4 separate regions of the Mus musculus genome follow, and all the other regions are linked to region 1. The links are chromatin loops, found by intact Hi-C in ENCODE. Cell type or tissue: heart. All regions are shown on one strand.

Region 1 (8,000 bases):
ACTAAAAGCAACCTTGATGTAATACTGAAACCTTAGTTTTGATATTGGATGAAATAAATTCTTTAAAAAACAATTTTGTAGCATTTTAAATGTAAAAACTAGTTCACCTTTCTATTCATTTTTGTTTTTATAATTGCCTCATTTTGGAAAATTGTGAAATAATTTAAATAGTATATTTGTATATATGTACAATTATTGTGATGTAAAATACTGTAAGTGTATGTGTCTACGTCTATGTATGCACACCAATGGTTTTGCTAGCCAAGGTTTTTTTTATCTATATTAAATATTTTGTATAAACTTTCCTTTCAGTTAGTCATGTATAATAAAAACATGAAGTCCTGTTTTATTTTTATTAGTATGCTTCTTTTGTTGTGTTTAGATGATTTCTAAAGAGGTAATATTCCAAGGGAGAGTGGTTTTTGAAGTATTTCTTTTTTTGTTTGTCTTTTTGGGTTTGTTTGTTTTTGGTTTTTTTCGAGACAGTGTTTCGCTGTGTAGCCCTGGCTGTCCTGGAACTCACTCTGTAGACCAGGCTGGCCTCGAACTTAGAAATCCACCTGCCTCTGCCCCCTGAGTGCTGGGGTTAAAAGCATGTACCACCACCACCCAGCTGAAGTATTTCAAGATGAGCATCTATAATTAGCTCAGTTACTGAGGATGGCTTCATTAAATTCTGTTGCCATTGGCAGCTTTCTCACACCATGTATTGATATAGTGAAACCTGCCTCTTCTGCAGATGTCTTTACAAATACAACTAAGCCAACACAAAAAAGTGATGATTTAGAGAAAACCAGTGTAAGTATTGATTCAGCCTGAATACCTCTTTCTAGTCTCATGAAAGTTCTGGGTTATAATCTAGTCCTTAGACTTCAAAGTAGTACCTGTTTCCTTGCTCTTTCTCCTAGGATGTCCAAGGCGGTGGGGGAGGGGAATCTTAAAAGATTTTTTTGGTAGATAGAAACTTGAAGAATGGTCTGGTTTTGTAGTATGAGACCTTGGCCCCTTCTCTGAGCATCTAACGTAAACTGGAGGCCTGGCTTTGGATCACCTTCCAGGGCATCTTGTCATCCCCTACCACCAGGTAAGTGAATTCACAGAGTAAAATGATGAGAAAGAGATGTTACTGGTTCAAAAGAAAACAGACCAGACTAATGAAGACTTTTGGAATTTAAATGAAGGTAATAAGCATTGAAAGAGAAGATTTTAAAGCAAGAATGATAAATATGATACTCCTACATTTAAAGTATTTTCAAAATGGGGGCTGGAGAGACAAGAATTAAAAGCTTGTCTTGGAGTTACTACTTGTTGATTAAACACCATGGCCAGAGCAAACTGGAGAGGAAAGGGTTAGTTCTCTCACTGCCATTTAACAGTTCATCATCAAAAGCAGGGCAGGAGCTAATGCAGAAGTCATGAAGACTACTAATGGCTCCTCATGTCTTCTTCAGCCTGGTTTGGGCTGGAATCATATTTGGCTGGGCCCACCAATATCAATCACTAATTAAAACTGCTGTACAGGGTTATTAATAGCCCAGTTACAACAGGCAACTCTCAGTTGAGATTCGTTTCTCAGATATTTTAGCATGTTTCAAGTTGACATAAAACTAGACAGGACACTTACTCTTGAAGAGGACCCAGGTATGGGTCCCAGCAGGTAGATGGCTGCTTAGGAACCAAGCAGTGGTGTTGCATGCTTTTAATCCCAGTTCTTGGGAGGCAAAGCCAGGCAGATCTCTGATTTGAAAGCCAGTCTGGTCTACAGAATTAGTTCCAGGACAGCAAGGCTACACAAAGAAACCCTATCTCAAGAAACCAAAAGAGCAAAAGCATGGCTACTTGTGACTGCCTATAATTGCAGTTCCAGGGGATCCAGGCCCCTTCCTGGCATCTATGGGCTTCTGCATGGTTGTGCACCTAAAAAATGCAGGTCCACACATACACCTTGTGATGGACACTTTCAATCCTAACATTTGAGAGGCAGAGGCAATCTAAATGTGGGCCTAGTCTCTTGTATATATCAGGTTCCAGGACAACCATGGATATATAGTGAGATCCTGTCTCAAAAGAAAAAGAGAGACAGAGAAAGAATAGAGGGACTCCAGACATGACTCAGTAGTTAAGAACTTGGATCCTCTGATTGTTAAATGCTCTTAACAACTAATGCATTTCCCACCCTCCCCCCAATGAATCTTTTTAAAAAGAAAGTAAAATTAAAGAATGAGTAAGCTGAAAAATCAGGTCAAGAAACTCCCAAAAGGAACCCAAAAGGAAAGCATATTTAAGAAATATAGAGGACAGAAATAGATGTCGGGCAGTGGTGGCACATGCCTTTAATCTCAGCACTTGGGAGGCAGAGGCAGGTGGATTTCTGGGTTCAAGGCCAGCCTGGTCTACAGAGTGAGTTCCAGGACAGTTAGGGCTACGTAGAGAAACCCTGTCTCCCTCCCACAAAAAAAAAAAAAAAAAAAAAAAAAAAAAAGAAAAGAAAAGAAAAGAAAGAAAGAAAGTAAAGGAAAGAAATGTGCTGATACTGAAATAATAGACAAAAAAGTTTAAATAGAAATAAACCCACATGGTACCAAATGAGAGACTACATCTAGATATGTGCTGATATCTAAAGACAGTAAGAAAACATCTTAAAAGTTTGTAAAGTACTAGAATAACTTTTTGAACCAAATTTTCCTTGATACAAAGTATTAAAATACAATTGCCTTTCTAAAGTGAAATCATAGGTATGCAGCTGTAGTCATTAAGTAAACTAAGATAAACGCTATACAATAAAGAGAAACGTCAATGGTGCAAGTGTACGAGTGTACACTCCTGAATCCCCTGTTTCATCGAGCATCAAAAACCATCAATCTTAGTTCTTTTCTCTTCTTTTCTGTTTTTTTGAGATAGGGTTTCTCTGTGTAACCCCGGCTGTCCTGGAACTCACTCTGTAGACCAGACTGGTCTTGAACTCAGAAATCTGCCTGCCTCTGCCTTCCAAGTGCTGGGATTAAAGGCATACACCACTGGCCGGCTAGTCCTTTTCTTGTACTTTATTCTGTATCCATATCCTCTGCATCTGATTGGATCCCTGGATTTTATTTCATTTTTGGTGTGACACTTTCCACAATATACCAATCTGCTGCTGCTCTGGGGGTTGAATGCCTTTCTGGGTGTTCATTGTTAGTGCCTCCACAGCTGGAAGAAGCTTCCTTTCTCTGCACTTAGAGTAAACTTTTATCCAAGTTCTTTGGGTGGGTTTCAGAGATTGAAATCAGTTTGCCAGACTTAGGGGAAAGCATCTTTTAACTGCTGAGTCATCTAGTCAGTTCTCACCACCAAAAAGCAAAGCAGCCAGGTGTTAAAGTCACGCCTTCAATCCCAGCCCTGGGGAGGCAGAGGCAGGCGGATCTCTGAGGTCAGAGGCCTGCCCTGTCTACAGAGCAAGTTCCAGGACAGCCAGGGTTACAAAGAAATCCTATCTCAAAAAAACAAAACAAAACAAAAACTGGTGTGTGTGTTGTGTGCCACATGTATGTATGTATGTATGCCACAGAGGCCAGAAGAGGGCGTTTTATCTCATAGAGATGGAGTTACAAATGGTTGTAAGCTGCACTATGCTGGTAATGGGCTTCTTTATTGTCAATCCCTCTCAATATATTTTGTTTGACATCATTATAGGTTTAACTTGTTCGTGACCTTCATCTTAACAATTCTAACTTTGTGCACTCCGCAGCCTTTCTGGAATCATTATTACTACGGGGAGTATGCGCGAAGTGTGTGAAGGCCCACACGTGCCATGGTGTAAAATAGAGGTCACAAATCAAACTCTGGGCATCAGGCTTGCATTACAAGAGCTTTTAGCCGACTAAGGCATCTCACTAACTCCTACTCTTTTTTTAATTAAGCAATTATTTCCAGGATTTGTAAGAATACTTCAGGGCCATTTTTCTCAAAAGGTCACTCTTTTTATGGGCAACAATCTTGGACAGCGAATCCGCTTATCTTTCACACAGGACCTGTGTTGATACAGAGTAAGTCACTGTGCGCTTAGGTCGCACGCGCCGGCAGCTCCTCGTTTGGCGACGCGAATTTCACTCTCAGAAGGATCAGTCAACCGGCTAACCTCAAAAGCTACTTCCGCTTCCCTTCCTACTAGCAGTGGCGCGGCAGTGACGCATTTCCGCCCACGGGGGCGTGGCAGTAGTCGCGCCGCCGCGGGTTGATGACGCAACGTGAATTCCTTCACCACGTGTGTGTCTGCTTGCCGGCTTTCGGGGGTCTTCTTGCCGTCGTGGGTTTTCGGCCGTCACCCCGCGGCCCCGTGGCCGCGGCCGGAGACTATGGAGCACCTCTCTGTGGAGCTGGTATCCGGGCCGCTGCGGCTAATCGCCGCCAAGAACGAGAAGAGCAGCGGCGAGCTGAACAGGTTCCTGGCCAAGTCGGTGAGCGTGGGCGAAGGGAGGCGGGCCCGGGTCGCGGAGCGCCGAGTCCCGGGAAAGGGCCTTTGTTTTTCGGGGTCAGCTTCCATTTCCTCGCCCCCTGCCCGGCGCTCAGGCCCTGGTGGAGTTCATGCCCTTCAGGAATCGGCGCGGTTGGTTTTTCTGCGAGGCTGCTTCTGTCCGCCTCCCCACCCCCCAGACACGTGCTTTTCCTTCCCTTTCCCCACCCCTCGGATGCTTTTAAGGATGCTTTTCTTTACTTTGACCCTTTGGCCCACTGACGAACATCCATAGTATTTTTTCTGGGCGTCTCAATACACCACTGAGGAGACGCAAAAATCTTGTCTCTACACCCGGGGAGTTCGCGTCTTCTTCGGTGACCGTTCATAACAAACAGCTGAAGGTTTTAACAAGACAGTTAAATTGGGAGATGAAAGACTTTTTAAATTTTATTTTTTTTATTTTTATTTTTTTTACCAAATGAGTCATGTGTTTTCAAGAGCTTTGCCGTATTGGCTTTTGCCTGAGTTGAGCATCCTTACTAGACAAGTTTTCACTTTGCGTTTTAATTTCTTTCTAAGTTTCCTTACCTGCTCTGTCTGTAAGCTTGAGTCAAGAGAGACGTGATTTTAATTTTGTAAAACTCTCAGCCAAGAGTGCATAAAGTACATACACACTCCATTGTTTTAGCAGTCAACAGCAGTGTAGCCCATCCAGTGGTTCGCAACCTGTGGGTCGCCTAAGACCAGCATATTTACATTACGATTCATAACAGTAGCAAAATTACAGTTATGAGTTAGCAACGAAAATAATTTTATGATTTGGGGTTACCACAAAATGAGGAACTGTATTGAAGGATTGTAGCATTAGGAAGGTTGAAAGTCACTGTTGTAGATGAATGAACCTGAGCCATTTGCAGCATTGTAGAATTCGCCAGAGAAAATTCTGAGAGTTTTTCCCGAGGTGTTGAACCTACTTTCTGTCACTGAATTACACCCTTAGCCAAAAGGCATCTTGTTTGTTTTTTCCTTTTGAGATAACATCTCTATTATGTAGCTCTGTATGTCTCCGAGTTCACTGTGTAGACCAGGTTGGCCTCTACATAGACTGCTAGGATTCAAGGCAGGTGTCAAGACCAGCTTGGCTCAAAAGGCTTTTCTGATACTAAATTGAATGTGAAAAACCAAACCTAGTGGGATACATCTCCTGGATGTCTGTCCTGTGTGGCTCCCTTATCAAAATTGCTGTAGGTGGACTCAGCATGAATAGGCACTCTAGAGAGAAAATGGTTTTTTTGTTTGTTTTGGTTTTGGTTTTAAGAGACAGGGTTTCTCTGTGTAGCCCTGGCTGCCCTGGAACTCACTCTGTAGACCAGGCTGGCCTCGAACTCAGAAATCTGCCTGCCTCTGCCTCCTAAGTGCTGGGATTAAAGGTGTGCACCACCACCGCCCAGCAAAACTTTACTTTTTGAGACAAGATTACCCGTAGTCCAACCTGGCCTCCAATTTGCTGTATATCTAAGGATGACCTTGAGTTCCTCATTATTCTGCATCTGTTTTCCAAGCACTGATTTCGGGCTGTTACCATGGGCTTAGTTTCAAAATCTATATGCGTTGTCACTGCAACTGTGATGCCTCCTCTACTTTGACTATTGTCTACATTTACATTCATAGAGAGGAGGGTGTTTACAATAATACCAAGCATAGATAGCTACAGGGACATAACATAACTGGAGATTTGTGTACATAGAGGACAGAAGAGGGCGTCTGATTCTCTAGAGCCCTAGTACAGGTCTCGGAGCTCTGCCGCCTCTTCCTCCTTGCAGCAGGACCAACTCCCAGCCAGTTACCTAACTTTATCTCTGTTTCTTTCCTTTTTTTTTTTTTTTAGAGACGGTTTCTCTGTGTAGCTCTGGCTATCCTGGAACTCACTCTGTAGACCAGGCTGGCCCCGAACTCAGAAATCCACCTGCCTCTGCCTCCCAAGTGCTGGGATTAAAGGTGTACGCCACCACGCCTGGCTGTTTCTTGATTAAATACATATAATGGCTTTAAAATAGAATTGTTGTGGATAGCGGGGTTTCTAGGCTGATGATGTGGGTCAGTGAGGGAGTCTCTGCCTAGCATGCTTTAGGGTTGACCCCCTGGTGCTGTCACAGCAAAACAGTACAACTTCCAGCAGTATCACCTCGGGCCTGTGCTCTGCAGTGGGAGGTTTAGGCTCTTCTACTAACTTGTCAGCCGCAGCTTTGATAAATCTTAGTAATTCTGCTAGTTGAAAAAAAAAAAAAAAACAAATAAAAGGAGATGACTCCTAAAGTATGGAGAAGATTTTTATTACACAGCTATAAGGGGAAAGTAGGGGAAGAGTCCAGGCTGAACATGGCTGGAAAGGGGAGGGTGGCGGAGAGCAACAGAGGAGATGCTGATTAAGAGAGGCACCCTGAGTTAGGTGGCCAGAGACTGGGAACCAGGCTGGGGGAAGAGAAGCCCAGCTTAATAGGAGGGAGGGGTTTTTAGGGTAGGGATGGGGTGAGGGCTGCTGGAGGTGTGTGGGGGGGAGCCACAGCTTGCTCACTTGTGTACTGAATGAGACATGTCTTAGCTTTGAGACCTACTAGTCATTATAGCAAAGGAACTGAATTGGTTGCTTTGTGTTTTAGTGTGCTTTTCTCTTTTTCAAGACACGAGTTTGTGTAGTCCAGGCTCTCCTTAAACTCAGAGATTCACCTGCCTCTGCCTCCAGTGCTGGGATTACAGAGCCACTACATTCAACTGGTTGCTAAGCTTGATAAAAGGAGTGCCTGAACCACCCTAAAAATGTCTTTTCTGGTTGATTATTTACTTTTACATTTAACGTGTGCAGACAGCTCGTAGGATGTCCTCTCCGTTTACCACATGGATACTGGCAGTCGCCTTCACCTGCTGAGCCATCTCACTGGCCCAGTATTTGGTAGTTTCATCAGTGTCTTGAGCTTCCCTCAGACTAGTATGCATGTTAACCACCTAAATAAAACCCACTCAAGCTTTGTGAACGTAGATACCTGTGAGGCTTCTCCAGCAGCTCTCATTTTGCAAAGAGGCAGAATTTCCCAAGAATGCAATTGCCTGGGTGGTCTGGTAGACTTGGATTTCCGGGGCAAATCCTTGAACATTCCCTGCTTCGTTGTTGTTCTGACAGCCAGGACATGGGCTTGCAAGCTGGGGCCACAAAAAGAGAAAGTCAGTTACATAATTAATTGTCCTGTGTAACTGCTGCCTCTGCATTTTCACACTACTTATATGTGTTGGTGAGTGAACCCCTCAGGGCTTCATGGATGCAAAATAAGTAACCAAGCTGGTCCCCAGCCCTAAGTTTCATTGTTGTTTTGGGGCTTAACTATATTGTCCATTCTGTTCTAGAGCTCCTGAGCTCAGCTACCCCCCTGCCTCAGCCTTGTGAGCAGCAGGAACCGTAGGCAGGTGCTGTTGACTAGCTTTCTCCAGCTGTGGCGATTACAGGCATGTGCCACTATGCTTGCCCTCATTACTGTAATTTCATTAAGTAGTTTTATTTATGGCAGGGAAT
Region 2 (8,000 bases), 690 kb before region 1:
TAGGAAACAGAGAAACCCTGCTTCTGCTTAGCTTTGGAATCTGGCTCCGACTTAGCTAGCTTTCCTCGGCAGCTCAGGACCACTGCAAGGCAGTGGCACTACAGGCGGGGCTCTCCTACATCAACCATGACAATTCGACAATTCGGCTACTCAATGCAGACATTCTCCAGGTGATTACAGACAGTTGAGTTGACAGTTAATGCTAACTAGGACAGTAAGGTTGAGAAAAGAAACCAGGAACAAAGTAATTGAAGATGGCAGATGTAGAAATAAAACAGTAATGGAAAGACAGTGAAAGGGTAGGGTAGTAAGGAAATGCAGCATCATTATCTCCGAAGTCGTGATTGGGCAGAGCTCCAAGTGACACATTCCTGGGGAATTCACAAAACAGGAAATCCAAGTTATGAATATCTGACTTATAACCTGCCAGCACATAGGGACAGAAATCTCTCTCTCTCACACACACACACATACACACACTCACATTCACACTACACAAAAAACAGACCTAACATTTGAGGGCCCCAGAGTACAAGCAGAGGCCAATATACTAAATGTCTAAATACATATTCCAAATCAAGATAACTAAGTGTTCAAAGAAATATATTACATGTATTCCATCCTACCTTAATAACAGTGACTTCACCAGAATATGGTAGTCTGAGCAAAGCTAGCCTCTAACCCTTGTCCTCCTCCTCTAGGTTCAAACTACACAAGGGACTTACACATCCCCATATGCGAGCTCCCCAAACTGTTCATCCCAGCTCATCCCTACGCATCTTCTTCAACCACTTACCAACCTAAGCCAGACTCCACTTTCAAGTGCAAGCCAGTCAGCAGGTAAGTATTTCTGTGACAACAGAATCTCCTGGTCACTAGGACCTAGTGTCTGTGGCAGATTGTTGTTCTCAGTCCCGCTTCAATATTCACCGTTTCCCTACTCATAGGGACCTGACTCTTGTGGTCACAACCAGTGTGAAGAAAATAGACTCTGGGCTTCAGGGAGGAAGGTCTTTTAATGGGAGGGACAAAGGCTTTTTAAATTTAAACCTTTGGGGTGAGTGTACATCCTTGGCCAGGGCCAGGGTGCAGGAGGTGCCTCATTTGCATAAGGAAGAATTCCAGGTGCTGCTGGACATGACCTTATAAGGAAAGAGGAAATGTAACCTGGCTACTGGATTCCATGATCTTCTCTGGTGGGGGAAAGGTGGGGGCACAGGGCTATGTGCACAGACGTATGGAGGCCTGGGGCAGATGAGAAACAGTCCCACTCCCACCAATCTCAGGATGAGATTTCTGGAATCTGGACATGCCTTGACCCACTCGTGTTCCAGGCCTGCTCCCTACAGCTCCCCCAGCCCCACAGTGGATAAGTGTTTCCTCCATTATCATACCCAAGGAAGGAAAATAGTAAACTAATAATTATTCCAGAGTTAATTTTATTTATCAGTCACTCATCTAAATTTTTTCATAATCCATTGAGGTTAGTATTAGGGAGACATTAAAGTTGAGAGTTTAATTTATTCAAGAGATTATAGCAGAATTGGAACAGGAAATTATAACAGAATTCTAAAACCTGTGCTTTTAAAAGACATACATCCTAACAGCAATTAGTTGGCACATTTTTTTAAAAGCTCAGGCAAACTAAAAATATCCCAGGGAAAGTAATTTGATTGAAAATCGGGAAAGTTTTTGCCCAACAATATCCTAACTTTAGATTTAAGTATATGATGTTCATCTCAGTAATATTTATTACTAGATAAGAGAAACAGCAGATAAATGAATAATACCCTCTCAAATATGCCTTGTCAATTCCCAGATTCTCAGTTCCAAAGGCCTAAGTTTCTTTGTCTCAAAATTATAAACCAGATCAGAGTCTCACCAGAAACTTCATCACCTGTGAAATAGGAGATTCAAATACCTTTTTTTTTTTTTTTTTTTTTTTTTTTGGTTTTTCAAGACAGGGTTTCTCTGTATAGCCCTGGCTGTCCTGGAACTCACTCTGTAGACCAGGCTGGCCTCAAACTCAGAAATACACCTGTCTCTGCCTCCTAAGTGCTAGGATTAAAGGCCACCACTGCCCTCGAGATTCAAATATCTTAATCCTGAATCCCAACCCATTCCCACCCAGCCAACCCAGAAAGTTTCATCCCAGGCATTCATAAGCCTCATGGTGAATTACCACTCTGATATGTGAGCTTAGGCATTTAGATTGCATCTTTTGATAGATACAGGTGCCCAACAGGTCCAAAACTCGGTAAAAATTTAGTATTCAGAATACATCAGAAATCATTGTCATAACAGTGATGCTGAAAGCCAAGACCCTGGGTAAAACTGCCTAGAAAGTGAGTGCAGCAGGAAGAAACTATTGTTTGTCACTGTGACTATGACTTACAAAATGAGAATGGTAGCTCACAGTAGCTTCCTGTCAAATACAATGATCTACTTGCAAACATGTTCAATTTACTCTTTTTTTTTTACATTATCCTAGATTGTTGTTCTATGAGAAAGCTCCCGTGTAGTGAAATTGGGATCCCTCTCTCTCCCCTCCTTTCAGCCTGTTAGGAAGCGCAGGACTTGACATTCTCAAGAGCGCATCCTTGGTCACTAATTTTAACTCCAATGGTTCCACTGGTTTCCAGTCAAATCAACTAAAACTCAGCACCTAGCTTAAATTTAAAATCGTGTTGGTCATACAACATGGGCAATACCTTCCATCTTGGGGTTCTCTGACCTAACTTGTGACACTCAAACTTGAATTGCCATGCTACTGCTGAGTATTTAGTAAGCATACAGCACTAGCATTAAAGGCAGGAAAGGAAAAGCTATGAGACCATAAATAGGGAAAGGTGCCCCTTATTCGAAGTTGAAACTCCTCATCGGGTTAAAAATAAATAAATAAATAATCTCAGTACAACCAACATTTGCTATGAAGACTGCCGACACAAAGGCAACATTCCTTCCTATAAAGGTATCTTAGGTTAAACTAGCAGTGGATCTTTGCCTAAGGTTCAAGCCTGTGCCCTTCGTCCTTTCCTAGACATTAGACTATTAACTTTGTTTCCAATTAAGTTATCTTAACTCTAGTAACCCCGGAATATGGGGCTTTACCGTAGCAATCCTAATCTTGTTGGGTAGTCTTCAGGAACCACCCTATGATCTCCCTTAAACTCAACAATCCTTCAGAGACATTAGTCCTTCAAAGACAATGTCCTCAAAGGTCGCCAAAATGCTGTACATAAACATTAAGGACAATGAAGCGTGACTCTCCTTATAGCTCTGAGGCATAGTGGCTCCTCTTAAAATCCGTCGTCTTGGTGTGTCCACGGATTCTCAAACCAAACCCTCGGGGCTGTTGTGGACGACAGCCTCGGGAAGGTGACAAAGCGAAGCCATCTGAACTGCCTTAGGAAGTGTGTAAAACGCCACTGGTGTCTCTCTACGATGCTAACTTCCATTAGTGAGCGCTCACGCGTCACGGTGCTCCCCCCGATGGCGCGCGCTAACCGCTGCTCCCGAACCCCCTCGCCAGCTCGGGGTTCCGCTTAAAAAAGTAACGGGCTCACGGCTGAAAACCCGACATGAAGAGGTGCCCAATGAGCACAAGACAAACCCTAGGCTGCCTGACCGCAGACCGCCCAGCACAGAGCAGGGGAAGGCACGACGCGGCTCAAAAGAAACAGGCAGAAAGCGACGGAGTTCATCTTTCCCGCTGGATCCCGCAGGACCAACCGGTCCGCCTTCGGGCTCGCTCCGCGCCAGTTCCGATCGCGCACATTTACTACGTCACGGCGTCCAGTCTCGCGGTATCCTCCTGCCGCCGAGGCCCTTTCGCAAAAGTCTCGCGAAACCTGTTCCTCGGGCCCACGGCTCCGCGCTCGCCCTCCTCCACTCCGCCCCTACCCCGGCTTCTCCCTCACTCGCTCCCCGGGTCAGGAAATTCCCCGCTCGGGTCCGGCAGGCGCGCCTCCTCCCTCCCAGTTCCGAGTTCAAACCGGAACTGGAAGTGTGGTGGGCGGGGCCCGGCGACGGAAAGCGCTGAGGAGCCGAAGCCGGGACTCGGCGGTGGCCCGGGTCGGTCCCGCGCCACGGAGCGCCGGGCGGCGGGGCTGCGGGGCTCCGGGCTGAAGGGCGCTGCGCGAGCCGGAGGGCGGGCGCGGCCCCCCGGGCGCCGCGGGGGATCATGTCGACAGCCTCCGCCGCCTCGTCCTCCTCCTCGTCTTCTGCCAGTGAGATGATCGAAGCGCCGTCGCAGGTCCTGAACTTCGAAGAGATCGACTACAAGGAGATCGAGGTGGAAGAGGTGAGCGAGGCCGAGACCTGCTGCCCCGCGCCGCCTGGGATCCCGGGCGGGAGGCGGCTTCCCCATGGGCTTCGGGGGTTGAGTCTGAATCTGTGATTCTCTACCTGATTCTTATGTGGTCGGCAGTTCAATTATCCGTAAATAGATTGAGCAAAGTTTGGTGGCCGCGGGATTTCAGCTCGCTGGTAGTGGTGTTAGAGTCCAGGATAGTGTGTGTGTGTGTGTCTGTCTGTCTGTCTGTATGTCTGTCTTGTCTGTCTGTGTGACTTCTAGCGCAGTGTGTGACACGAAAGGATGCTTGGGACAGGCTGGTAAAGAGAACGTCGAACGTCTCACGGTGCTTCCCCTGGTCCCGGATTCTTCTTTCTCTGATACCGTAGGTAGTTCTACCTTCTATTGGGCTCTGTAGATGAATTTCAATCTCTAGTAACGTTAAGTCTGTTATGAAAACATGTTTCAAGTAGCATAGTCTGAAGAGGCAAGTAGTGATTATGGTGACAGTCAGAATATTACGCTACACCAGAAATCGCTGTTAGAAAAACCGAATAAATTCAATGTTCAGGTGGAAGAGTGTCTTCACTTCATCGCCTATTTTCAGATTCACAGTGGGGCCAGTGACTTCTAAGAGTCTTAATATTTACTGAAGAGGAAAAAATCTGTACATATATTCAAAATGCCGTTTAGAACTCGTTGAAGCTTTGGTTAGAAACGCGTTCACGCAGTTTCTATGAGTTTAACCGTTTTTTAAGAGCACTGTGCATTTTCTGTGCCTTAATGTGTGGGTTTTTTATAGCTAGACTGAGTTGTCTTTTCTTCATTTTTAAAGTATTATAGTAAGGAGTTAAAAGATGCAAGCAAATTAACAATCAATAAATACATCTTTACCTTAGAGGACTACTAAGTCATATCTTTGTATCACAAAAACTAACCAGAGATGAGTGTGTTCATTGAGAGCATGATTATCTTAGAAAAAGTGTGCTGGATAGGGGAAGGTTTGAGACAGAGGAAGACGCTTCAGAGATAGACAGAGCACTGTGGGACTTGGTTTCCTACTGCTTTCTGTGTGTTCGTTTCCTTAACTGTAAGATGGGAGTGATTGCTACTTTATCAGTGTGACAAATCCAGTTAAGCAGTGTGTGCAGAAAATCCAATATAGTGCCTGACATATTGTTAGGAAGCAAAGTTCCAGACAGGAAGGGTGACCTGCTTTAAGGTCATATGCTAAAAGAAGGCCTGTTTTTGAAGAGGAAAACATTTTATATGTCCCCCCCACCCCCATTGAAGCTAAGATAAATTCCTTTTTTCAGAAGCGGGTAGTTGGTCCAGCTTTCATGGATAACATTCTTTTTTAAGACTAAAACTTCAGTGAGTCAGTATACAAGAATCGCAGCTTTTAAATAAGCATTTACGTGTACTCTCATGAATTGCTGTCCTTGTAGACTACAAATTGTTATATAATAATAACTTGTACTTCATGGTCTACCACATATTTCCACGAGCTTACTTTGTTTGATTTTTGCAGCCTTAGTTTTTTGCACACAACTTTTTAAAGCTTTCACATTCTTGCCTCATTGGGGCCTGCAAGTTGCTAAGGGAGACAATAATCAATTTGAAGCCCTCAATCCAAAGCTGGTACATTTTTGAAATTTGTTTCGTCTTAGAACCTAGTTTATTTTTATAGTCCCGATTTAATTCAGGCCTTTCTGATGTCAAAACCATTACATAATTTCCATTATAGTCTTCCTGTGAGCACATTAAAGAGATTGTGCAGTCAGAGGTGCATCATGGGCACTCAAACTATTTCAACTTACATTCCATCTCTAGTTTAAATCATAAATAGGAAAACAGAAAGATGACCCAACATGAAAACTATCTCACATGCCTTCAGTGTTTTATATGGACAAGTATATCATAGCCCTATCAATTAAGAAAAGAATGGCTTGGTGTATAACCCAGTATTGAAGTTCTTGCCCTCTGTGCTTGAGGCTCAGGCTCCAATCCTAGCACCACAGAAAGCGAAACAGTAAGTCGAGAGAACCACATTATTTATTTCTCAACCCATAATATAATGGACTCAGCACTACACAAAGATAATTAGAAGCTGTGGCAGGAAAACATCTAACTCCAGGCAGATGGGGAATCATTTCGTAGATACACATTTCTAAGACAGCAGATGTTTCCATCATTGCAGTATCAGAGTACTGTGGCTCTTCACTTTCATGTCAGATTATATTAGTTTTCTGCCTAAGAAATCTACATGAGTACTTAATTTTTATAAGTCATTCAGTTTTTAACCTTCTGTACGTCAGTGAAGAGAGTCAGGACATAGACTAGACACTTTCAGGATTGGATGGTTTGGTGGAAAATGTACTCAGATTTAGAAAATTAGATGCTGCATTGTGTCAGAATATATGGAGTCAGGTCATTCAATTTGGAGACCTGTGATATCTCTCTTAAATTGATAGATTAGACAAAATTATTAGAAATCTATTCCTGTTGTAAAAATAAAATACCTTGTTTCCAACATGGACTATCTTGTTCTCCACAATAAGTTTGGGCATTCTTAGACAGTCGTCATAATCTCCCAGGAAATGTAGTTGGGTAGACAGACAAATGATATCCCCATTTTATAGATACTGACAACTGGTCACGGAGTTTGGTTTGCCAAAAGCCTCTTGTCTCAGTCAGTGGTAGAGCTGGAATTTGAACTTCCTCTCTCATGAGTCTACGTCCTGTAGGTATATGTGCAGTGTCACTGCAGTAGTCTACAGTGGAACCTAATTCTAGGAAGGAGGACTCAGAATACTCCTTTCCTTCCTAGAGGTTGGGCCTGCACATTTCACATTTTCTTCTCTGTACAGTACAGCTCAATGCAAGAATCCTAAGATTAGTTACTTTCTCAAAGTCACAATGTTAAACTTGTAGGTCAAGCACATAAGCCATAATGGACACATCAGCTCCAGTAAGTAGAGAGAGGATTGAAGCTACTTACCAAATAAATTTATCTCATTGGCTCAAAATATCACTAGTGAATAATTGCCTTGCACGTGTTCTTCTGCCTTTGTGCTCTTCCTCCAAAATATCATGTGACTAGTTCCTTCTCACCATTCAAGTCCCTCCACAAATGTCCCTTCCTAAGAGAAGCTTTCCCCAAGGAACTTGGGACATAGTATTTCTATTGTCCTCATAGCTCCTAACTGAATTGTGTGCCCATCTCAGCCAGATGTAAAGTATCTTATTTACATTTCTAATCAAAGTGCATAGCACCTAAAAGTTCTCTAAATATTTGTTGAACTAGTAAATAAAATGATGACAGCATAATTATGAGAATTGGATGCACGTCTGATTTTCTAATATTTGGTAAGCCAAGGGTTATTTTACATAATTTGGCTAAGCCAGAATTTACACTGGAAATGAGATCTGATTCTTCCCAGTCTTGATTCCTTCTATTCCATTATATTTAATAAATATTTATGTTTAGCAGGAGTAAAAGATACTATAAAGAGCTAGGTGCTATGAGTAAGTCAGGCATTGGTGGAGTGTCACTTAAGTACATAGACTGTATTTATAGGGATTACTCTGTAAAAGTCCCAGAATGTCGACCACAACTAAGCATATTGGCATGTACAACTACTCTTTTTACATGTCTGCTTATGTTTTATTGAAGAGGCATGGAAAAGATTTTGTTTTTAAAACT
Region 3 (8,000 bases), 360 kb after region 1:
ACATAAAGAAACCCTATCTTGAAAAACCAAAATAAATAAATAAAATGAAATAAGGAAATTATAAAGGACAAAATGAAACTTTACATCTGAGGTAAGTCATGTTACATCTCTGGGACTTTTTTCTTGCCCTCTTTTCCTCTTTTTTTGCCCTCTTTTCCTCTCAGTCGCAACAAAGCTGGCTGCACTGTTGGAGTAGTTTTAGAGTTCTTTTTTTCAGTTTCATTATAACAAAGGGTGCTCTCTCTCTTTCTCTCTGTAGTGTATATGTGTATTGTATGAGGTGTATTCTTGTGTTATACGTGGTATATGTGTGTCTCATATGTGGAATGTGCGTGTGTTGTATGTAGTATATTCATATGTGGTATATGTGTGTCTTGTATGTTGTGTATGAGTATACTATATGCAGTATAGGCATGTGTTGTGTATGTGCCGGGACTAGCCCCGGTGTGGTCTTTTTTGTTGTGGGTTACTCTTGAGGCAGCAGAGGGGGAAGAGTGTAGAAGGAGGGTAAGCCTTTGTCTTACGAGATACCTAGGGTTGCTGTATAATAATAAAAAGTTTATATCTAAGTCTTAAGTTACTTTGCTACTGTAAGTGACCTGCCTTCTGTGTTCCTCTGAGACCAGAAACTGCTCTCTCTTGGCACCTAGCACCTCATTCTAAAACAGCAAAGTAAAGTACCCTTTGTTCTATCTCAGCAGGAATTGCATGGCTCCAACTTTCAGCCTGCCACTTGAAGTCACAGGAAGAAAAAGGAACACTTTGAAAAGTGAATTTAGTGTTCATTTCTAAGTTGGAAAAAGTTTCCTATGAAAGCTCTCTAAGAAAAAGGGGAAAAGCAGAAAGATCCTAAGCGGGGCAAGGGAAATACAGGCTACTCTATCTTTCAGAATACATGATCATATGGTAAAAAGTTCATCACAAGTTTACACATAAATTCAAATCACAAATCAAATGAGTTTACAGCAGAGAATGTTTACCTGCATATCCATTAGGAGTAATTATCTGGCTAACCATTCATCACCTGTCACAGCTCCACAGGGTCATGGAGAGTTAAAAAACCATAACTAAGTTATTAGTGAGTTTTGTATAGATAAACTCAGTCAATATTTTATCTTCTGCTCTAGCACCTATAATAAACCATAGTTCCCTTTTTATGACCTATGGTGAATGATTTTAAAAACTTTTGGAATGGGCTCTGAGTAGTAGAAGCAATTAACTGGTGACAGAGACTACCAGAGTTCTCATTGCAGTTTTGACTATCAGAAAGGAACTAATAGCAGTCCCACTATAAAAGAGCTTAATAAATACTGATATGATTTTAGGAATTCTTATAGGATCATCATTAAGAATTAAGAATTCATCTATTTGTCTACATAGCATCACTAAGAGACAGTACATCTTCGTAGTTCTGCAGAGATGTGTTCAAAAGGGTGGGCTAATACCTAGTTATTGTTATGTGTGTTTAATAACAGGAAAAGCATATTAATAGCAGGAATCTTTCCTAAAATGGTTTTCTCCTGGGCCTTGCTTATGAGAGCAAGCCTGTCATGAATTATTTATTAATCCAAAGCAGTCTCATCTCAGGAAGTTATTAGCTTGTTCTATGATGGCTCCTGACAGATGCTATATTCTCGTAGTATATGTGGGTATATGCATGTGCTATATATACTAGCATGCTGTATATAGTATTTACATGTGGTAGGTGTAATATATGTATGTGCTACATGGTATATTAGTGTGTTGTATGTGGTGTATTTGCGTTATACTTGCTGTGGTATTTGCATGTTAGGTGTGGTGTATTAGTGTGTTGTATGTGGCATATCAGAGTGTTATATATGCTATATGCATGTGTTATATGAGTGCCTTTGTGTGGATGCATAAGAGCAGATAGAGCCCAGATGTCTTTAGCATTTTGTGCCTTGTTTCCTTGAGACAGAGTTCCTCACTAAAACTGGAGCTCACCATTTTTGGCTAAGCTGGCTGACTGACCAGCAAACTGTCCCCAGCCCCCACTGCCCCAGAAGCAATAGTAGAATGCCTCAGCTCAAAAGGGTAGGCATATTTTGGTGGCTTCCAGTGAATGGTAACAAAGTATCTTTCAGACTTTATGGTTAATATGCCCATTTTGCTGTAATCTCTCTCTCTCTTTTTAAAAAGAATTATTTTTTATATGATCACACTGTAGCTGTCTTCAGAAGAGGGCATCAGATCCCATTACAGATGGTTGTGAGCCACCATGTAGTTGCTGGGAATTGAACTCAGGACCTCTGGAAGAACAGTCAGTGTTTTTAGCCACTGAACTATCTCTCCAGCCCCGCCTCTTTTTTTCTTTTTCTTTCTTTATTCCTTTTTTCTTTTTCTTTTCTTTTTTTGCTATATTCTTATCAATATTGAATTTTACTGTTTTAAAAAGTTAGTTTTCATTTAAATTTGCATTTCTAGCCTCCTTGTGAGTCTGCATTTTCTGATGACTAAACTGACTTCTGTATCACTTGTCCTCAAAACCTTTAGGAGTGTTCATCTTTCATCCATTATTTCCATCTTCTTGAATGAAAGGGACAATTGTGGGCTTCCTTTGGGAAGATAGACAGCAGGGCTGGGCCAGTACACAGTTGTAGAGGCTTGCCTCTCATGCATTATGCCGCAGGTTCAATCCCCAGTACTGAGCATCCCCTGTCAACAAAGGAAGGCAAACAGGGCTGTATTTTGTTTTATTCTCTCATTATACAGATGATTTTACTCAGACCTGAAAAATATAAGTTCCTTTGTCACAAACTGACAGCACTAGTTCAGGTAGGGGTAAAGATGTCTAGCTAGGGACCAGGGGAGGTTGTCCAGTGCCAAGCAGTCAGCCCTGAATATGTGCATACAGGTAGCATTATATGGACTGGGCAGGCCATGTTTAGGAACATATGCATATATACATGGAATAAGAATTAGTAAAAAAAAAGAGCCATGGATTGGACGGAGATTGGGGAGGGGTGTGGAGGGAGGAAAGGGAGGGAGCGATGTAACTAAATTGTGATCTACAGATGGCTACTGAGGCTCCTCTCTGTAGAGCTCAGTGTGTATGCACGCATTCACATTATTAATCCTTCCCACATTTTTTTTGTTGGTTGGTATTTCCTGTAGATTTTTGGAAGTGAAGGAGAACAAGGGCCACACAGATTTGCATCCTCAGTTGGCAGCAGGGTCTAACGTTTAGGATCATCAGAGCTAATCTAGGGAACTTGTTTATTTTGAACGAATTTTACAATCACCTGGAAAAAAGTTGCTAAAATAGTAAATAATCCCCAAGTGTCCACCCAGTTTCCCTTTGCATTCGGTCTGAGACGTCTGGGTGGAATGAACTTGTGCACACTGGAAAGAGTCCTACATAGAAACGCCACCTTGTCCTCCCAGCTCAGACCCTGAGTGCTGTGTCTGTTTCCAAGGGAAGCTTAGCCTCCCTTCATTAAAAGCCTCCCTTCATTAAAGCACTGCTAGGTTTTCCACTACAGAGTTTCTAAAATTAAATGCTCCGCACAAATCTGGTTGCTTCTTTGACCTTTAGTATTAATTTTAACATCTGACTGTGTGGAACTAAGTTTAGGTAGAAACTGATCATGTAGATCTTTGGTTAAGTTTTTCCTGAAACACACTCTCAGATGACAGGCGGGTTTTGTAGAATATAGTAGTAAGTGAACTAGTTGTTGAGTTTAATTTGGTGCTATGACTAAGAAATGTGGCGAAGTGGGCACATTTTAAAGTTTCATCTTGTGTTTCTGTTGTTGTTTTGTTGTCTCTGTGTGTGTGTGTGTTTTGTTGTTGTTGAATGCTTTTTTGAGACAGCGTTTCTCTGGATAGCCTTGGCTGTAGACCAGGCTGGCCTCAAAGATCTGCCTGCCTCAGCCTTCCCAGTGCTGGGATTAAAGGCATGTGCCACCAACATCTAATCCCTCAGTTCATGTTTAATGTGTGTTCATGTTTTTGGATGTCTTTCTGTTTTTTTCTACCTTATTTATTTAATTATTTTTGAGGCAGGGTCTCACTACCTAGCCTTGAACTCCTATCTAGATTCTGGGGAATTTAGGTTGTCAGGCTTATGAAGACAGCCCTTTTTTGGGTGTGTGTGTCAGGATGGAATTTAGGTCATCAGACTTCCATAGCAGACACACCAGCTGAGCCATCTTGACAGTTCTTGGTTTATCATAAATTACCATTAGCCTTTAATCTGAATAATTAAGTAAGTGCATTTCAGTGGTTTTTCAGATCATTTTGAGCCATGGATCATTTTGAGAAACCCTGTCTCAAAACCAACCAAACAACTAACCAAACAAATGCCCCCCAAAACAAAACAGGAATTTTGTAGGAAATACTATTACCAAGCTTACCCACACATTTGTGCCCTATGGCAATGCCTTCTGACTCGCCCAATCTTTATGAAACTCTTTACCTCAACACACCTTTGCAGTCACCTTGTGCAGATGGGTGATTTCTTTTTGGAAATACTCTGGAAGTTTCTGGAACACTCTACAGGGCACACCTACCTCACATGACTATCTGCTATCCCTGCAGCCTGGGCCTGTTAGGTGCTGGTTGGTCCTTTGCTGCCCCCTACTGGTGATGGATGCTGCGAACGACAGAGATTGTTTCTTGCATTAAGAGCCTTTGTCTTCCTCTGCAGGGCTGATTGACTATAATTTCCACTGCTTCCGGAAGGCCATCCATGAAGTCTTCGAGGTGAGGATGAAGATGGTGAAATCTCGAAAGGCCCAGAGTCGGCTACCCAAGAAGACAGGAGCTACTCCCAATGGGACCCCTAGAGTGCTGCTGTAGGGGAACTGTCAGGAGCCTGAGTCCAGACCTCAGTGAGGAGGCTGTTAAACTATACTGCACTACAGGAGGGCTGGGGCCCTGACTCGTATGTGTTAAGGGAAAAAAAAAAACCTTACTCTTTAAAATAAAATGAGCACTTTGAAGCAAAAACCTGTACAATAACAGTGAGAGCCACTGTACTGTCACTACGTAAGTGTAAACTTTTATGTTGATAGAAAACCCCCTGTGAGGACTGCCAGGAACTGTACATATTTTGCATATTTTCATGTTTTTTTTCCTCATTGAGGTGAACTTTGATAAGATGACTTTTCTAAACTCTTTTCTGTACTTGATGACAAGGACACGCATACTCTACAGTCCATATGGCAATCGGAAATTGATCCATTATATTGCTAGAGACTTTTTTTGTAAATTTGGGACTCTTTGCTGCCAGTTGTCAAAGGGGAAATCGTTTTTCAGTGGAGCAGCAACAGGTCAGGGCTGGAAGCTCCAGGCCAGAGCAATAAGAACGTCTCTATTTATAGGAAGTGTAATAGGAATGTTGTAGCTGGACAGTGGTGGTGCATGCCTTTAATCCCAGCAGATGGATCTCTGTGAGTTTGAGGTCAGCCTGATCGACAGAGTGAGTTCCAGGACAGCGAGGGCTACACAGAGAAACCCTGTCTCAAAACCAACCAAACAAATGCCCCCCCCAAAACAAAACAGGAATTTTGTAGGAAATACTATTACCAAGCTTACCCACACATTTGTGCCCTATGGCATTGCCTTCCGACTCGCCCAGTCTTTATGAAACTCTTTACCTCAACACACCTTTGCAGTCACCTTGTGCAGACGGGTGATTTCTTTTTGGTGCAGTATCTTGTGAACCTTTGGGACCAGATTTCTAAAATGATGCCAACCAGTGTAGAGAAATATGGATGTCGTCTGAGGAGATTGGAACAGATAGCATTGATTTGTGTGGGGGGGAAACCGTAGAAGCAATACTGTACCTGCCGAGGGGTCTAAAACACACAAGCCAAGAGGGTTCCCAGATGTAGGCAGAGGTCACTCAGATAAGAGATGCACGTGTGCTTGTGTGTGTTCACCTCCTGGGAATGGTGTGTTGATGCGCTATGTTCAGAGACCTTGTTCAGGACCAGGTTTTAATGCTCCATGACCACAGGAGTTTAGTCCTTGGTGGCTCCATTTGTTACCTGACTCGTTCTTTCATCTGTAACAACATACCTCATGTCCTTTGCCTGTTCCTACCAAGATCAGCTTGCCACCAGCTTGCTCTGCAAGACAGAAGACACAGAAAGCCTGTGGCCGGTGGGAAAAAAAGGAGGCCTAGAGACGTATGTTAGTCAGTTAACTATGTGTGTGCTTTTATAGATAGGTAGGGAACTAAGAGTCCTAAATCTAGCCCTATTTCAAACCATTCTAAGGGTTAGTACTGTCAGGCGTGCATGGCATTAGCAAAGGTTCTTTTTAAAGCAGAGTCCCTTAGGGATGTCAAAGCTGGTTCTAGCTTTGTGTCTAAAGCAGCTTGCTCCTGAAGCTCACTTCTTTTACGCATCTTCTTCCCATCTTCTTGCTTCCTTTTCCCCAAATTCTTTATTATTTGAGACAGCGTATCTCTATGTAGCCCTGGCTGTCCTGGAACTCACTATGTAGACCGGACTGTCCTTGAACTCAGAGATTCACCTGCCTCTGCTTCCCCAAGTGATCAAAGGTGAACACCACCATGTCTGGCCAGGTCTTACACTTTTGGAGCTGGTAACTAAAACTGGAGACGATGATTGAAATGTAAGATTGAGCCTCCCAGTAGTCTGCACATTATTAAGGAGATTTCTAGTCATCATGGAACCATGGCTCCTTCCTTATGATTTCTATGAAGAGACTTGAATGAGATGGTAGGAGCCTGGAGTTCTAATCTTCAGGACTATTCCCCGACGGCCTCTGCCAACAGAGTGGATGGTGGTTGGCCACTTTTAAGAGTCTAACACCACTGTGCACCCACACAAAGACACTAGAGAGTGAGAAAAAGCATAGTTTTCTCTTTTTGAGTGGGGCTCAGAGGTAACTCAGGCTGGCCTCAGACTTGCCAGGTAGCTAAGGATGCTCTCCAGTTTCTGACCGCTCAGCCTCGACTTTCCCTAAGTGCTAGGATTATAGGAATGCAACACCGTGCTTGGCTTGAACAGTGCTGAGAACTGGACCCAGAGCTTTGTGCATGTGAAGGCAAGCACTCTACCAATCTAGTATCCCCAGCATCCTTTCTTAATAGTTTTTTTTTTTTTTTAAACAAAGAATTTCTCTTTGAATAGACAAAGAATTAAGTTTTTAATAAGACTGTAGTTTCAAAATAAGACACTTGCCTGTCTGGTAAATCACATAAAATTAGCATGTCTAAGTGGCGCTTCCATTTTTAAGCTGGTTATATCATGAGTTTTTGTTGTTGAAATGTGCCTTAAAAGCCTATCACTTCAAGAGCATGTGATTCTTTGAGGGATAGGCAGGAACACTCCTGTGACATAGGGCCCATGTTCCTGATCATAAATGCACTCTTTAGTTACAACACTGATTCCTGCCTCGAGCCTGGTGTGACACTGACCTCTTGAAGATGTCTGAATGTGACTAGAATTGCGAAATGTCCTCACATTTGTTTTGTATTTTATCTTAGATTTGGGGGGTTAGCTTACTGCACTGTAGATCTGTGTCTATGCTCAAATGGGACTATAAACTGAAAGGTCAAACTCCTAACTACGGTGGCTTCAGTAGAACATGTGTTTGGTTTTAGGAATTGAGAACTTGAAGATGTGTAGAGCAGGCAGACTTTTGCTCTCTGAGTCAAGTACAGCTTCTATGTAAGAGTTGTGCCGAATTACTTGTCATAATGGAGGTTAGTGTGAGTGACCTGTACAGAGTGCTTTTGAAGGAGTAGAAATAAAAGCTGATTAATAGATACCACGTGTTATTTTGTGAACATAATATATTTTGGATCATTAAATAGAAAATGGCTAAATATCACAGCAGTACTATTAAGTATGGGTTATTTGTCAACTGAGTCTGAAACAGAATTTATCAAATCAATGGAACTGTCATGATTGACGTATGGTATGCACTCAACAAACACAGGCTGGGTGTAGTTTGTAATCAAGCACACTGTTTTGCTGTTGCTAGGACTTCATTTGTAACAC
Region 4 (8,000 bases), 370 kb after region 1:
ACCAAAGCAAGTCTTATAAAAAACAACATTTAATTGGGGCTGGCTTACAGATTCAGAGGTTCAGTCCATTATCATCAAGGTGGAAGCATGGCAGTATCCAGGCAGGCATGGCGCAGGCAGAGCTGAGAGATCTATGTCTTTATCCAAAGGCTGCTAGTGGAAGACTGACTTCCAGGCAACTAGGGTGAGGATCTTAAGCCCACACCCACAGTGACACACCTACTCCAACCAGGTCACACCTATTTCAACAAGGCCACACCTCCAAATGGTGCCACTCCCTGGCCCAAGAATATACAAACCATCACAGTTATATAGTCAAAACAAATGTGACTAGGTTCCCCTGACCTATACCTGATAACGATGCTATTGTGCTTTTTTTTCCTTAGAGATGTTGTAGCTTGAGCTTTAAGCTTTGGTGCCAAGAGTTTCTTTGGGGCAAGAGCCTATTCTTGGACACTTTAACTTTCTCATCTGGACTGTAACATACAGAAATCCCAGTGATATTACCGTATGCACACGGAACTCAGTCCATACCTGTACCCCTTGAAGTCATTCCGGGGTCGTGTGCCTGCTGCTGAGCACAGAAGGTCTGGGATAGCTGCTGTGTTCCCAGACACCGGGACCGATTGAGTCCATCTGGTTCTAGGAACTCAGTTCTGAAGGCCAGGGCTCCTGGGGAGCCTTAGGGTCTAAGAGGGCCAGGCCTCCTCCTGAGGAGCTCTTAGGTTTGGGTACTCCCTTGTCCTCTTACACTATATTGGGATACCAGTAGAGGACCTGGGATTCAGTGAGTGTTTGGGAGGCCTGGGTTTCTAATGGCTGGCTGGCCGAATTGTTGTGTGAGTGACTGGACAGATTCTGCCCAGAGAGTGGCATTTTTGTTATTAATGTCTCTGTCCCCTTTGGTTCTGTCTCAGGGCTGAACCAGAGAGAGCTAGTCTATTCTCTAGGTTCTTTGAATTAGTGATTAGAAGCCAACTTGGCGTGTGCACCTCACCTTTAAGGGAGAAACCCACTGCCCTTGTTAGGTGTTCTGTGAGTTGTACTGATTCCTTTCTGGGATTATACTCGTGGTTCCAGGAGCCTCCACCCTCTGATCCAGGAGCCTCCACCCTCTGATTCCATCTGTGTTTCATTTTGTCTAGACTCCCCTTCTGCTTCTCTCCTGTCACCCCAAGCTCTATGACACTCACTCTCCCCACTTGGCCCCTTTCCCAGCCTTCTTCTCTACTTCTCCCAGACTCTCTGACACTCAGAGTCTGATCTCAACCCTTCTTACCCCATTGCTCAGTTCCCATTTATGAGAGCCAGAACCTAGTTAATACCCGGTCCTCCTCCTAAAGTGCTCCCTGAGCCCTTAGGGCAGGCCATGTATGATAAGGTCTCAGACAACACAGAGACAAATAGCAACTTCTCAAACAAAGGGGAGTTTGTCAAACATCTGAGTTGTGCGAACAGGGTCAACCTCGTACTTATGGGACCTGCCATCCCCACTGGTATGGGACCTGCCATCCTGATAGCTACCCATTCTCCCCCTCTTAGGAGGAAAAGCTAATTCCATGGCTGAGTGGTAGTTAGCTAGTTCTGTAAAAAGAGAACGCCCTTCTCCTTGTTTTTAATTGAGGCAGGGTTTCTCTGTGTCGCCCTGGAACTTGATCTGTAGACTTTGTAGACCAGGTTGGCTCCAACTTCCGGGTACCGGGATTAAAGGCATATGCCATCACACCTGGCTCCCAAGAGTTCAGATAATGTAAGTCAGAGACTCTGCCACTGGGCTAGTCGGCTATGGATAGACTATGGACAGTCATCTAAATACTAAGTAAGAGGTGTCACCCCCTGGATCCACCAAATCCAGGTAAAGAAGACTTCCTGAGAAGGAAGAGGCCGGGACGCTAAAGGTCCACGCAGACCAGCCTTGCCTTCCAGAGACTTCAGGGACCAGCTTTCCGGCTCTGCTCTGGTTACAAAGCTAGAAGCCAGTGGGCACGCATTGGAAACTAAGGAATCCAAACAGAGACATCAAGCATTTGAAAAGTAACTAAAAGAAACACTAAAAGTAACAAGGAGTGAAATGACTAAAGTAACACCATTTTGTCCTGATCTTACTCGGGCTCCATTTTGTGTCTGCTTGAGCACTTTCCCAGCTCCTTCACCCTCCCCCCACCCCAACAACATTCACATCCGCCTTGGCAGCACATTTGGGACTTTCCATGGCTCAGATACATAACCAAAATATTTGCTGGTTGTATAGTCAAAACAAATGCAAACAAGCTCCCCTGACCCCGACGATGCGATGCCGTTGTGGTTTCTCTTTAGAAATGCTATACCCTGAGCAGAGAGAGTCTTTGGGGGCAAGAGCCTGCTCTTGGTTGCTGGCTTAATAAAGGACTGTAATTTGGCCTTATATATGTGTGGTGGTCTATAACGTCTCACCTGGACTGTAGCAGTAAAATATACCAAGAAGCTAAGAACCTGCACTGTACTCAAAATAAATAAGAGAACTTAAATGAACTGCTCAATTTCTTCAAGACTTCAATTTTCTTCAACCATTAAAATAATCTGTGTCACTGCCAACACTCATGAAGAGTAAATGAATTGATCAAGCATTCAACGTCCAGTAGAGCTTGTATCAGGATGTCAACGCTAAGGGGAAGGGGACCACATTCACAGGGCTTTGTCTAGAGAAACGGGGAACAACACATACAACACATGGGGATTGTAGCTCAAAGCTGTCAAGACTCTGAAGTGTTTTGAACTTCATCTTTTGTTATTTGCAGCATCGCCAGAAACTGGTTTAAGTTTGTTTTTTATTTTTTAAAGTTATCGTCAGGATTATTATAAAAAATAAGATGAAATTCTTCCAAATTTTAATTTGGGATGGAATCTTTTTGTTTGCTGAAAATTGTTACTTTCTTCTAGGAGGGAATTTGTTCTGAAGAAACAAAGTATTCTTTTGACAAACCTACATTTCTGGGAAAATTAATCTTTCCGACCCAGTTAACAGTCAAGCAATTAGTAACTTTTAGCATTTACTCCTTTTTTAAAAAAAAATCATATTTACCCTCTCTGTACATGTTTATATTTAGAAAAAAATTAAGAGTTGACTTTTCTCTTGCAGTGATTATAATTAAGCTTTGCCATGGGCCCATAACTCAATGCCGGATTTGTTGCTGTCTTTTACCTAAGGAAGAGCCCCCAAGGACGAGGTGATGTGGCTTCAAGAATAAAATAAAAGAGAAACATCCTTATCTCCATTGTTGGGAGGAAGAGGAGAGCCTCAGGGCAAAGTGCCTTCCGAGTCTGGCTGGCGGGCGGATGGGAACGACTACACCCCCTCGGCAGGCCTGGTCATGGGGCCGGTCGGAGCAGCGCAGGTTGCTGGATGCTAAATTTGAGGACTGAACACAAAGAATGAAAGCTTAATGGAGAAGCACATTGAAGCTCGGTTTTGCTTGCTTCTCTATTCTTCAGATTATCACCGTACTATTCAGAAAACATCGCCTTTAATGGCTTAGAAGATGCCACTTAAATCTTTTTTTTTTCCCTCCTCCTTCAGACGGCTGGGAAAAATTACTGACATTCCCACAAACACATTTGACAATGTTAAACAAGAACACTAATCTGTCTAATTGGTTAATCTTCATTCCACCTATAACCTTCTCTAATCTCCGCTGGCTCCCTCCCTTTTTTGAGGCCCTTTTATCTCGGTAAGCCGTCCGAACCAGAACCTTACTTTCTCTGTCCTCCATGATCCGAAAAGACAAACGCACCGCATCTCTTTCAGACCGACCTGTCCCATTTATGCGTTTTTATTAACATTCCAGGCGACCCCTTGGTTTTATTTCTGGGAGGTTCTGATGCACCCCGAAAAACGCTGCCTTAGCTAACCGCACCGCGGAGCTAGGGGCCACTCCCGTCCATCGCACCGAGGCCAACTGCGGGCTCGGAGAAGCGCACATCACGGCGCCGCAGTCCCAGGCCGCGCTCGCCCGCCCGCCGCTCCGGGCTGCGCCGTTCCTCCGAGCTCCCTGCGAGCTCCGCGGGAACCCCTGAAGGGCCCGCGGCGAGTCGGTCTCCCGGGCTGGGCCGAGGGGACGACGAGGGTGCCGCCCGTCTCCCCAGGGCTGCCGGGCGGGCGGGATTCGCGGGACCGCCGCTGCCGAGTGACCGACCGCCACGAAGCGCCCGCCACGTCAGGCCGACTTCACAGACCCGGCGCCGGCGGTGACGCAGCGGCGCGTCAGCCGGGACGTCAGTCCCGCAGGCCGTCCGCAGCCCGGCGCCCCGTTCGGCGACGCCCCGGCGCCCGGCCGGCCCTCAGGGAGGCGGACCCCGCGGCACGCACCTCGCCCGCGGTCGGGCTGGACTGGGCGGTGTCAGCGGAGGCCCTCGCTAGGCGCGTCCGCCGCGCGAGACCCGGGCAGCTGCGGCGCCGACGAGAGCGGCAGCGGGGACGTCCGCCATGGAGACCCGCTACAACCTGAAGAGCCCGGGTGAGCCGGGCTGGGGCGGCGGGCGGGCGGACGGGCGGGGGACCCGGGACTCAGAGCGCGGCGCCTCGGCCCGCTCGTGTCCGCCGGCCCTCGCGGCTGCTCCGGGCTCGCGCTTTACGCGAGGCCGCGGCCGGTCCGGGGGTGCAGGCCGCAGAGCGGGCGGCCGCTGCGGATCCCCCGATGCGCTGGCGCTCCTCCGCTCCTGGCCTCTTCCTCCCGGTGTCTGCGGAGCGAAGCAGGAGACAGCCGAGCCAAGGGCAGGTGCGAAGGCGACGACGGTCCGCACTACTGACCATCCCTGGCCGCATCTGCGTCCTTCGTGTCCCCTCCGCCTCTGCCGACGAACTTTTGTTAGGTGTTTGACTCACATTTGAAATATCCCATTTTTATTGTGGTTGAAATATCCAATTTCAGTATTTGGGGGAGAATTTATAGACGTAGAAAAAAAAAATATGTCCTGTAGCTAAACTAGTTGAGCTGTGCACTTGGGAATTAACCATGATTTGGGGGGGTTGATTGCTACTTTGAATTTCTTTCCTTCAGTTAATGCCCTCAGACAATCCTGGCCTCCAGTTATTTTCTGGTGCACTAAAAACAATGCCAAAAACAAAAAACAAAAAACCCATTATCAGTTGTCATATCTTTTAAGGCAGACGTAGCACAAATTACTGGAGCCTAAAAAATGTACTTTGATAATTTGTCAGGGGGAAAAAACTCCTCCCTGTTAGCTCTGAATAATAAGCCTCAGGGTATTGATGATCATTGAACTAGAACTCTCGTCACCGTTTGTTTTCTTTCCCACACTGCTTCTTAGTTTGGACTTAAGTCTGATATCTTTATGGGAAAGAGTTGGTATTGTGAATCTTTTTAAAAATATATATATATTTTAAATTTTTAGAATATATAAAGGAAAAGCCAGAGAATATTGGCTGAACAGAATGTTGTTAGCTTGAATGCTGATAAGTAAGTGGCCTTAGGGACCAGATGTAGAATTAGTCATTTCTACGGTGTTTGTTTAAAATTTGACCACGCCTGTGTAAGAATTATATGGCTGAATTTTAATGGGACATGTCTCTGTCTTCAGCCCATCACTTAAAACCTGAAGAGTTAAAAAAGGTCAGAGAAAGTAGAAATGCCTGGATTTTACCATTTTGATGCCAGAATGATTAAATTAGTTGGAATTTTGTTGTTGTTGTTTTGAGACAGTTTCTCTGTGTAGCTCTGGCTGTCCTGAAATTCACTCTGTAGACCAAGCTGGCCGAGATCCTCCTGCCCCTGCCTTCCCAGAACTGACATTAAAGGTGTTTGCCACCTAGCTAAATTTGTTGGACTTTTAAAATCAAACTGTGCAGTAAATTGTACAGTACTTAGTCACACCTAGAGCAGCAGAGGTCCTTAGGCAGATGTCCAGAGAATAATGCAGTGTGAAATGTTGTCAGGAAATTGTTCAATCTTTTTTTTTTTTTTAACAACTTCCTTTTATCTATCTTTTTATTTATGTGCATTTTTTTCCCTTGCATGTATGTCTGTGTGAGGATGTAAGATCCCCTGGAACTGGAGTTATAGACAGCTGTAAGCTACCATCTGGGTCAGTTTATAAGGTCTTCTGGAAGAGCTGGCAGTGCTCTTAACTTCTGAGACCTCACTTCAGCCCCAAATTTCTCCTTCTTGATAGGCTATTGTACCCAAGATTATGATAAAATTTAAGCAACTTTAGAAATTTAATACATTTCTAGATGGGTATGGTGATTTGTGCCTTTAATTCCTGCATTTGGGAGGTAGAGGTAGGCAGATCTCTGTGAGATCCAGTCTGATCTACTTAGTAAGTTAATAAATTTTGAAAGTAAGTTGGACTTCGGTTGACTCTTGTATCTGTTTACAAATTCTCTTCTCTAGGTGATGCTATTCTTTAAAAAGCTTTAAACTGTCTTCCCTGTTGATGTAGGTGATTTTGAGTTCGTAGAGAAGGTAGTTTCAATGAACTCTAGAAGTTGCCAAAGTGCCGAGAAGTCTGGTGATAATGCTTGCTTTGTTTTAGTCTCAAATCTTTGTTACTTGTAGATTACTGACTGTGAGAGGAAGTAATCGAAACATCTCATTTCCTGTCTGCTAGTGTTGGGTTATCTCAGAGATAAGGATGGGAAAATCTTGGAGGACACAATACAGACTATGGTTAACCGTTGTGTCCTGCATATGGTAACTTTGTTCCATCGTACCAGAAGCCTGGGAATTATCCTGTTCATCCTGTTGGTATCAACCGAAACTTCACACTAATCAGACTTTCCAGTGAACCCAGACCATATCAACTGGTCTGCATAGAATATGTGATTGAACATTTTTACAGATTTCCCACAGATCGAAAAGGTCTCTGTGAGTTGTAAAAACCAAATTCCTTGGTATCCCAACCTTCTTCAAACTCCTCTATTTCCCTCAGATATCCCATGGATTTATAGCATCCAGGGAGCTGCTGCCCTTCACGTGTTAGGCATCTGGTCTCCCACAGAGACACCTTTCACAGTGGTGCCAAGACAGTCTTCAGTCTTGGTCAGCTCCTTTACCTCTGCCCTGTGGTGAAGGTGTTACTGTGTCATCAAACAGATCCATTAAACAAACACTCACTAGATCTCTTCTCAAATTGACAGTGTTTGAGCAGCAATCATTTAGCAACAGTAAAGCTCAGAGTTAGGTTGGTTAGCTTGCTGGACAGGGCTGCTCAAGACTTAACCCTTGCTTTCCTTGCCAGCTCCTTCCCCTGCCTCTCTTTGGCTCTTTTGCATTTCCTCCTGACCCACTCTCCAGATGGTATGTCTCCATCCCTATCGGATCCTCTGTTTGGAATGCTTTCCACTGAGCCCATCTGAAATTCCTATTACTTCCTAAACTTCTCTAAGGTTCAGCCTTCTCAGCTCCCTTAGGCTAGGTAGTCCTTAACTTATTCATACCTGGTCAGTACTGTCACAGTGTCTTCAATTTTTTTTTCAAGTCTTCTAATTGCTATAAGCTTGTTAAGGCAAGAAGTTATTCTTTTTCTCTCTCCACTTAAACATTTTTCAAATGTGTATTGTTTGTTCATTTTGTTTTAATTATTTTACTTTATTTTTATGTGTAGGAATGTTTTGCCTGAATATGTCTGTGTACTAGTGTGAGCCTGGCGCTCATTAATGTCAGAAAAGGGCATTGGATCTCCTTGAACTGGATTAAGATCCTCCACGTGTTAGGAATCAAACTTGTGTCTTCTAGAAGAGTAGCCAGTGCTCCTAACTGCTGAGCCATCTCTCCAGCCCTTTGTTTTGTTTTGGTCTTATCATTTATTTATTTTGTGTGTGTGTGTGTGTGTGTGTGTGTGTGTCACTGTATAGAGATCAGACGACATCTCGCTGGAGTCAGTTCTCTCCTTTCATCATGTGGACTCAGGTTGTGTCTCGTGTTGTCAGGCTTGGTAGCATGTTGCCTACCTACTGAGCGTCTCTCCGGCCCATCCTTAATTTTTTTTATTTTTATTTTTAA

What was found. Hi-C counts contacts between places; a loop is a spot of excess contacts. Peaks named below come from ENCODE experiments on the same cell type or tissue, not always from the same donor. Only the 100,000 strongest peaks of a DNase experiment are listed, where the experiment ranks them.
Region 2: it touches region 1 in a loop (10-fold over the local background); 3 of 42 quality-filtered maps call a loop at or near these places.
Region 3: it touches region 1 in a loop (2.3-fold over the local background); 3 of 42 quality-filtered maps call a loop at or near these places.
Region 4: it touches region 1 in a loop (2.7-fold over the local background); 7 of 42 quality-filtered maps call a loop at or near these places.

The regions. Positions count from the first base shown.
Region 1 is chr4:32,652,917-32,660,916 of GRCm38, forward strand. It overlaps Casp8ap2 (caspase 8 associated protein 2), which reads left to right. Exons shown (of 11, transcript NM_001122978.2): 11 at 1-355. Mdn1 (midasin AAA ATPase 1) reads left to right here and starts at 4,203. Exons shown (of 102, transcript NM_001081392.1): 1 at 4,203-4,436. The coding sequence starts at 4,335. In heart, no CTCF peak of the experiment used is centred here; a DNase peak (open chromatin) is centred at 4,185; H3K4me3 peaks cover 2,214 bases; H3K27ac peaks cover 1,167 bases.
Region 2 is chr4:31,960,080-31,968,079 of GRCm38, forward strand. It overlaps Map3k7 (mitogen-activated protein kinase kinase kinase 7), which reads left to right and starts at 4,028. Exons shown (of 16, transcript NM_172688.3): 1 at 4,028-4,303. The coding sequence starts at 4,184. In heart, no CTCF peak of the experiment used is centred here; a DNase peak (open chromatin) is centred at 3,902; H3K4me3 peaks cover 3,176 bases; H3K27ac peaks cover 1,781 bases.
Region 3 is chr4:33,013,978-33,021,977 of GRCm38, forward strand. Rragd (Ras-related GTP binding D) reads left to right here. Exons shown (of 7, transcript NM_027491.2): 7 at 4,670-8,000. The coding sequence ends at 4,821. Among named protein-coding and RNA genes, the nearest start is that of 4933421O10Rik, 13 kb to the right of the region's middle. In heart, CTCF peaks have their summits at 4,606 (motif pointing left) and 4,807; a DNase peak (open chromatin) is centred at 4,604.
Region 4 is chr4:33,027,124-33,035,123 of GRCm38, forward strand. Ube2j1 (ubiquitin-conjugating enzyme E2J 1) reads left to right here and starts at 4,257. Exons shown (of 8, transcript NM_019586.4): 1 at 4,257-4,493. The coding sequence starts at 4,463. It overlaps 4933421O10Rik (RIKEN cDNA 4933421O10 gene), which reads right to left and starts at 4,200. Exons shown (of 2, transcript NR_036602.1): 1 at 3,734-4,200; 2 at 16-3,398. In heart, no CTCF peak of the experiment used is centred here; a DNase peak (open chromatin) is centred at 4,298; H3K4me3 peaks cover 2,920 bases; H3K27ac peaks cover 2,008 bases.